2 separate regions of the Homo sapiens genome follow, and region 2 is linked to region 1. Evidence: chromatin contacts called from ENCODE Hi-C data. All regions are on one chromosome and are shown on one strand. The core of a region is the stretch at or near the end of the contact, and the rest is flanking DNA. Distances in the headings are between cores, read along the strand shown. Region 1 overlaps GNG12 (G protein subunit gamma 12). Region 2 has its middle 100 kb from the start of RPE65.

The links. Hi-C counts contacts between places; a loop is a spot of excess contacts on that map. Pooled maps may share reads with other maps.
Region 2: a loop to region 1 is called in a map of Right ventricle myocardium superior, with 4 times the contacts of the local background. The contact joins two enhancer-like sites. A Hi-C loop is called at or near these places in 4 of 168 maps with a recorded cell type or tissue (Calu3, Right ventricle myocardium superior, esophagus muscularis mucosa and 1 more) and 7 of 50 pooled maps.

The regions. Positions count from the first base shown.
Region 1 is chr1:67,787,278-67,791,442 of GRCh38, reverse strand. All of the region lies in intron 1 of GNG12 (G protein subunit gamma 12), which reads left to right. Among named protein-coding and RNA genes, the nearest start is that of GNG12-AS1, 43 kb to the left of the region's middle. Within about 2 kb of position 1,745, at least 3 of the 41 ENCODE cell types and tissues checked have a DNase peak (open chromatin) inside an H3K27ac peak, as active enhancers do.
Region 2 is chr1:68,345,414-68,349,578 of GRCh38, reverse strand. No RefSeq gene overlaps it. Among named protein-coding and RNA genes, the nearest start is that of RPE65, 100 kb to the left of the region's middle. Within about 2 kb of position 2,003, at least 3 of the 41 ENCODE cell types and tissues checked have a DNase peak (open chromatin) inside an H3K27ac peak, as active enhancers do.

The DNA of each region.
Region 1 (4,165 bases), core at 496-2,995:
TAAGCATCCTAGGGGAGATGTTAAGAAATCAGTCAGACAAGTAAGTCTGACGTTCAAAGAGCAAGCTGAGACTGGAGATAGAGATTTGAGAGTCATCAGATTTGAGGAAGAGGAGAGAATTCAGCAAAGGAGACTGAAAATACATATCACAGTTTGCTAAGACACCTAAGGATGGGTATATCAGAATCTGATTAGGGAACATAAGGTTATCAGAAATGAGTGTGAATTTTAAAAGATTAAGAAAAACTGTATTTACATCATCATATCCACAATTGTTCCTGGAATTAGGAGATACATGTTCACAGGAGTAAAAGCTGGCTTTGACAAATAAGATAAATAGAACTGAATTTCAGAATTAACTCTTGTGTTACCCTTCCCCTGAGCCACTATGAACATTTCAGTTTTAGAAAATTAGATATAAATAAGTACATCCAGAGTGTGTTTTTCATTTATGAAAAATCTAGGGCGCTTCAAGTAAAGAAATAATCCTTGTGGGAAGGAAAACAAATACATATAGGAATAAAGTATGGGCTGGGCATGGTGCCTCACACCTGTAATCCCAGCACTTTGAGAGGCCAAGGCGGGTAGATCACGAGGTCAGGAGTTGGAGATCAGCCTGACAAACATGGTGAAACCTTGTCTCTACTAAAAATACAAAAATTAGCCAGACGTGGTGGTGGCGGCACACGCCTGTAATCCCAGCTACTCAGGAGGCTGAGGCAGGAGAATTGCTTGAACCCGGGAGGCAGAGGTTACAGAGAGCCGAGATAGTGCCACTGCATTCCAGCCTGAGCAACAGAGCGAGATTCCATCTCAAAAAAAAAAAAAAAAAGGAATAAACTATGGCCTATGCAGTCAGGGGACCTTACGATCAAGTTGTCGATGCAGATACATAAATACATCACCAACAGGGGATCTGAGGAAAAGGGATAGGCACAGAAGTGGCTGATTTGACAGATAGAACGTTATTGAATGCCCTGAGCTGCCTTTAAATCTCCCTGCTGTGGTATAGTGGATGACAGATTTTTTTTCTTGGCTCTGGGTTTTTTTGGCTAGTACAATGATTATATGCTTGTATATTTCCCTAAACGCTGGGCAGCAGATTGTTTGTGTAGTTCAGAATGTATGTAAAAATGTATGTAAAATGGAAAGATCTGTAAGGATGCCTGGTGGAGGCGGGGGTGCAAACTAATATTACAATAGAGGCAGCAAAGGTGGCTTTACCCAGGAAGCAGGTGGTAGGTATAAGAACAGGTGGGTTGTACTGGATATGCTGGTTTTCTTCAGAATTGTCTTCCTGTTGAGTTGTGGCTTTGAGTGGACTGTGTTGAACACATTTGAGTGTTTTGTTTTTGTTTTTTAATAAGCTGTTGATCTCTTGATGATACAGGAAAAGATGAGCAAGTCCTTAGAATCTGTATATCTTACTTCTTTGGTTTTCGATGACAGAAAAATTTCTTTGCTAATCCATATTTTGGTAGCTAGAGTTTAAGACTAAACTATTCTGCGGAGTCAAAGCCCCAAAACTAGCATGGGATACTTTATAGCACACCCACCTCACACATCTGTGAATGTGCAGGTCTTGGAGGGAGGCTCACAGCCTCACCTGAGGAGCACTTCTCATTTTCTTCCTCTGAGTCCAAGGCCTGGGGAAGTGCGCTCATCTACACCAAAGGTCTGGCAGAGTGGAAACAAACCCTTCCGGCTCTTGTTTTTCTGATCCAGGCTCAGGGCAGTGCCCTTGGCTGCATCCTGCCCGATTGTGCCGCCTGACTCTGTAGCAGACATAACCTGAATATGTCTGCTGTGATTCTATCTATGTCTGATGCAAAGGTGTCGGCAAAAAGAGTAATAGCTTTAGAGAACTAAGCCTCATGGGCAAAATGTTTATTGTCAACATATAGCAAAATCTCAGTTACCTTGACTACTCCAATAAAACCGGAACTTTTAGAGGAATCATAGTTATATCATCAGTAAAAAATACTGCTAAATTTTACTCTTAATTTTTTTTTAGTTTTCTAAGGCTAATGAAAAGTGTTTTTAATATAGTTCCATTCAAATACAATTAGATGTTAGAAATATCTTTTCATCGAAAGCTAACCAAAAATGTGTTAGAAATCATTGTTTTTTTCTGAAAAAGATTCTAAGGCACATGTCCTCATCCATTCCTATGTCAGGATTCTCACCAAAGAGCATTAGCCTGGATGACGTTTCCTGAGCTTCCTGGGGGGATGCCTTTTGAATCGGGACTTAATAGCGGGCCCTTGGTCTTACCATTGAAGTCTTTCTGCATCTTCTGCAGACCGAAGGCCATGTCGCCTATTTTATTCATTACCACCCTTGTAAGGAAAGGACTGCTCTTGAAGAGCTTTTCCTTCCTTTTATTGGACAAGAACTGTGTGCCTCAGCTCTGAGCTCCCGCTGCTTTAGTCAACAGCACTGTAGCAAAAGCACAAGTATAGCCTTTATCTCATTCACTGTCCTCATCATTTTCTTTTTCGTAGTTCTGTATGGTCCCACCATCATTCATTCTATAAAGATTTGTCAGCCACTCTCTGCCTGTCAGATATTGCCACAAAGTAATATCCTTTTGTGACTGTATTTATTGGAAACTATAGTGCATTCTTGTTGTCTTCTAAACCTTCTTAAATCTGTCGAACAGTAAGAATGTAAGCCATTGCAATAAGTAAGGCATGGTAGAATTCCTAGTTAACAAAGATACATGAAAATGTGTATACTACTCTTCGTGTGTAAGTAAACTAATTTATTTTAGGAAGATTTTCAATGTCAAAAGTTAAAGCTGGCCAGGCACAGTGGTTCATGCCTTAAATCCTTATGCTTCGGGAGGCCAAGGCAGAAGAATGGCTTGAGGCCAGGAGATTAAGACCAGCCTGGAAAACGTAGCAAGACACTATCTCCTTAAAAAAAAAAAAATACAAAAACTAGCTGGGTGTGGTGAAGTGCCCCTGTAGTCCCAGCTACCAGGGAAACTCAAGAGGATTGTGTGAGCCCAGGAGGTAGGGGCTGCAGGGAACTGTGACCTGATCGCACCACTATACTCCAGCCTGAGTGACAGAATCAGACACTGTCTCAAAACAAAACAAAACAAAACAAATCAAAAAAGTTAAAGCTGAAAGATATTTGGTTAACTTTCAGTTAACAACAACAACAACTAATTTCAGACCACTCTTCTGGCTAGTTGCTGTGAAGTATGCAATTATTTGACGTTAGCACACAGATAGTAATCACTAAGCCCTCAGCTAGGCTTTTGCTTTGCAAATATTATTCAGTGTAAATTATGGCAAATTATATAGGAGCCTTTGAGAAGCCACTAAGCTATTCCAAAAGGTTCCGTGGTTCAAAGGATTCAAGTTAGCTTGGGGAGGTCAGTCACATGTAACTTTGCACCAGTTCCTATACAAAAACCTGTGTCATAAATCCCATTGCCCACTTCATGTGCCTCACAAACTCTGAGTAGGCTGACCAACCATCTTGGCTTGCATGGCACTGAGGGGATTCCTGGGACATGAGACTTTCAGTACAAAAACTGGGAAGTCCCAGGCAAAGCAAGATGAGTTGGTTTTTCCTAGTCAGAAGCTGGATCAATCAATAGAAAGGAATATTGATAAATACTGTCTTCTAAAAACAGCAACTTACCTGTAAAATGGAAATAATTCTGCCGTCCTCTTAGGGTTGTGAATAAGGCCTGCTCACTCTTCCTTTCTGTTGGGTTGGGTAGCTGGCTATTGGTTTTTCCTGTGAATTGGAAACCAGCATTGACTCTGATGAGGTTGTAGCCATGGTACAATTTATCTTCTTGCCCTCTCTCTAGAGGTCTATTACCTAAAAGGGCCTTGGCTGTCCCCCCTGTCAGTGCTCTTTCTGATGTGAAGATGCTAGAGATTCTGGGTCATTTCCGTTGGTCCTGTGGTTTTCACTACAGTTACCTCCTTTAGGTTTTGCCTGACTATTGCCTATTTGTTAATAAGGACTCCACTTGAGAACTCTTTGCTTGACTATTGCCTGTTAGTTTAATAGGACTCCACTAGAGAACTCTTTGCCCCAGTGCACCAAGCTCTTTGCATCCTTAGGGACTCACTTCCTCTCAGGCCTTGGCACAAGCTGTTCCCTCTACCTTACTTGTACCTCCCTCCTTTCCTCTTGT
Region 2 (4,165 bases), core at 754-3,253, 560 kb before region 1:
CCTAGTTTGTGATAGATCCCAAACCAAGCACACAGTGATATGAATTCTGGAATACTGTTATTTGACTTAATCATGGAGGCCAGACGAGGTTTAATCAAAAAAATGGCCCAAAGTTGAGATCTGAAAAGGGGAAGAAAGATCATTCCGGGCAGAAGAATCAACTTATGCAGTGGCCCTCAGTGACTTTAGAGTGTAGACTTTAGTGTCACTGAGATGAAGGAGATGGGTGAGAGTCAAACTTTCTTAGGAGTTTTCATTATTCTAAGAGTAACTTTGGGGTTTTAATAGGAGGACTGGAATAAAGGGACATTATATGGTCAGATTTGTACTTTGAAAAAAATCCCTCTGGATGAAGAATGGAAAACAGATGGGAGAATGGATGAGGAGCTCAGAGAAGGTTAGGTGTAATATTATTTTAGTAGTAGTAGCAGTTCAAGTGAGAGATGTGGCTATCTTGAACTAGAGTGTGGATATGGAATAAAAATTAGATCATTTCAAAATATGATTAAATGACAAAATATCCAAAATTCAGTGGTGAATTAGATATGGAAACTGAAAAATTAAGGTGTCAAGATAACTCCTAAATTTCTAGTTGGCACAACTGGATGGATGATAATTGCAATCACTAAAATAATAAATACCAAGAGAGAATCAAGTTGGAACAAGGCTATAAGTTCAGAATTGAACAGTTTACCAGTTAGGAATCTTTTAGTTGAAAGTGATTAAAAAGCCCAACTCAATCTAGCTTAAACAAAGAAGGGAAGTTATTGGCTAATGTAATTGTAAAATATACAAAAAGGGCTGACTTCAGCAGTGGCCTCATTCTGGAATAAAATGATGCCTCCAGGAGCCATTCCTTAGTTCTGTGTCCAGAGTTGGTTCCTGTTGGTGGGTTCATGGTCTCACTGACTTCAAGAATGAAGTTGCGGACCTTCACGGTGAGTGTTACAGCTCTTAAAGATGACACAGACCCAAAGAGTGAGCAGCAGCAAGATTTATTGTGAAGAGCGAAAGAACAAAGCTTCTACAGCATGGAAGGGGACCCGAACAGGTTGTTGCTGCTGGCTGGGGTGACCAGCTTTTATTCCCTTATTGGCCCCGCCCATGTTCCATTTCTGTCCTATCAGAGTGCCCTTTTTTCAATACTCCCTGCATTTGGCTACTTTTAGGATCTTGCTGATCGGTGCATTTTACAGAGTGTTGATTGGTGCATTTTACAGAGTGCTGATTGTTGCATTTTACAATCCTCTTGCTAGCTACAGAGCACGGATTGGTGCATTTTACAATCCTCTTGCTAGCTACAGAACACTGTTTGGTATGTTTTTACAGAGCGCTGATTGATGCATTTTACAATCCCCTTGCGAGCTACAGAGTGCTGATTGGTGCATTTTACAATTCTAGCTACAGAGTGCTGATTGGTGCGTTTTACAATCCTCTTGTAAGACAGGAATGTTCTCCAAGTTACCAACCCAAATGTCCATCAATGATACACTGGATTAACAAAATGTAGCACATATACACCATGGAATACTATGCAGCCATAAAAAAGGATGAGTTCATGTCCTTTGTAGGGACATGGATGTAGCTGGAAATCATCATTCTGAGCAAACTATCACAAGGACAAAACTAAACACCGCATGTTCTCACTCATAGGTGGGAATTGAACAATGAGAACACTTGGACACAGGGTGGGGAACATCACACACCGGGGCCTGTTGTGGGGTGGGGGGAGGGGGAAGGGATAGCATTAGGAGATATACCTAATGTAAATGACGAGTTAATAGGTGCAGCACACCAACATGGCACATGTATACATATGTAACAAATCTGCACATTGTGCACATGTACTCTAGAACTTAAAGTATAATAATAATAATTTTTTTAAAAGTTCTCCAAGTCCCCACTTGGCCCAGGAAGTCCAGCTGGCTTCACTTCTCAGTTCTACTTCCTCTATGTTGGTTGCATTCTCAGACTTTGCAAGGTGGCTTCCGGTGGCAGCAGGCTCACATCATCACAAGAACTAGTTCAGTGAAAGAGGAAAGTCTCTTCTCAAAATGTCAAACAAAAAAATGCAAAACCAAATATCCTCAGCATTTATAGTCTCAATTTGGGTATATGCTCAATCCTGAACTATTCACTGTGGTGATGAAATATGCTAATTATACCCCGGACCCTGAACTTAAGGCATTTTCAAAAAGAAGTTTATGGATGAGGGCTGGGCGCAGTGGCTCACACCTGTAATCCCAGCACTTTGGGAGGTTAAGGCAGGCGGATCACGAGGTCAGGAGTTCGAGACCAGCCTGGCCAACATGGTGAAATCCCGTCTCTACTAAAAATATATATATACAAAAATTAGCCGGGCGCAGTGGCAGGCACCTGTAATCCCAGTTACTCGGGAGGCTGAGGCAGGAGAAGTGCTTGAGCCCGAGAGCAGGAGGTTGCAGTGAGCCGAGACCACACCATTGCACTCCAGCCTGGGTGACAGAGCGAGACCCTGTCTAAAAAAAAAAAAAAAAAAAAAAAAAAAAAAAAAAAAAGAAAAAGAAAAAAAAAAGTTTATGGATGAAAGTGGAGGAGGATTACATATCCCAACAAAGAATCAGCTACCATTGCCACAAAAAGGATAAATGGATATTGGGCAGCAAAAACAACATAAAATTATCTCTTACAGCTGAACACAATTTCTGAGATTAACAACAGGCTCAATGTGGTGGACATTTAAGAAGATGAAATCCTCATTGATAAAGATGGGGTACTTGAAATGAGCTCCGAGCACTGGCAGAGGTCAAGACTATGGGCTACCAGTAACAACCTGCTTGACACAAAAACACAGACTGCATGGGGCAAAAGCAACATCAGACACATTCAAGAAAATCTGTTTTCTCATGAAGGTTCTCTGGAAAGTCCAACAGATGAATTGCTATAAAACAATCAGAATTGATTTTTTTTTTTTACTTATATTTCATTCACATTACATGATGTGGATTGAGTTAGTCTTAGTTTTTTCATTGTGTTACGGACTCCTCCAGGTATTAATAGAGATATGTAATGACTCTGGCATCTATATGCAGCCTTCTTTATCTCCTGGTGTTTTAGCCAGACCTATTTCTGCCTGAGAAGACTTAATGGTACACAAGAAACCTTTTGGGGGCTCTCGGTATGAATGAAAGTGAAAAATAAATTCCACTAGGGGGTGCTAAGCCTCAAAATAAAAACACAAAACAAGTATCTTTGATTTTCCCATACCTTTCAACAATCATTGAACAACTGTCTTAATCTGGATTCTCCAGAAAGCAGTGCCTGAGACAAAGTTTACGTGCTACTACTTTATTATAGGATGCAATCCCAGGAAGCAAGAGTGAGGGAAAAGGAGAGTGAGGCAGGGGAAATGTAAGAGCTGATACAAGAATACATATTACTGAGCTGGTCATCTCTTGGTATTAAAAACTACTGATTCCTTGATCTTACAGTGCCTTTCACCAACAGGCCATGTAAAAAACTGCTTCATAGAACAGTCCATCCAGACTGGCTCAGTCTTCACCCAGGAAGATATAAATTCCTCTCATATGATTAAGTTGCACATATATTGACACTAAGCATGTCCTTGAGGTCTCACACCTCAGTCTCTACAGAACAGAAGGTGAAACATATGCAGAGAGGACATAAGGCAAAGAGATGTCAGGTTGTTCTCCGGTGGAACTGATCCCACTTCATGCACAGCAGGTTGCTCCACAGCTGGGGCTGGAACAAGAGGCCAAAGACCTCAAAGATAGGTGAGAAGCACCCAAAAGGTGTTTAATACAATAAGAAATGCTCCAAATATATAATGCACAATTAAGAGGGAAGCAAAAGCCTTGCCAAAGATATCATGCCATGAAAACAGCAGTTGGAGGATGTTTGTGCTTTGACTCTAAACATTAATTATCACTTCTCATTTAACAAGACAACTAGTTGTAGGTTTCTTTTGTATTTCCTAGTTGAAAATAGATTGCTTCAGACTTGCTAGTCATCTTAGAAATTAGATTTCTTCTTTTTTTCTAAATTAATTTTGTTTACCTTTGCCAAATCAACGACATATTATAATTGGCTGAATAAACAGTGTTGTTTGTTTTAAAGAATTAGGATTTTTGTTTTTCAAGCTGATTCATTTTGAAATACTTATAAC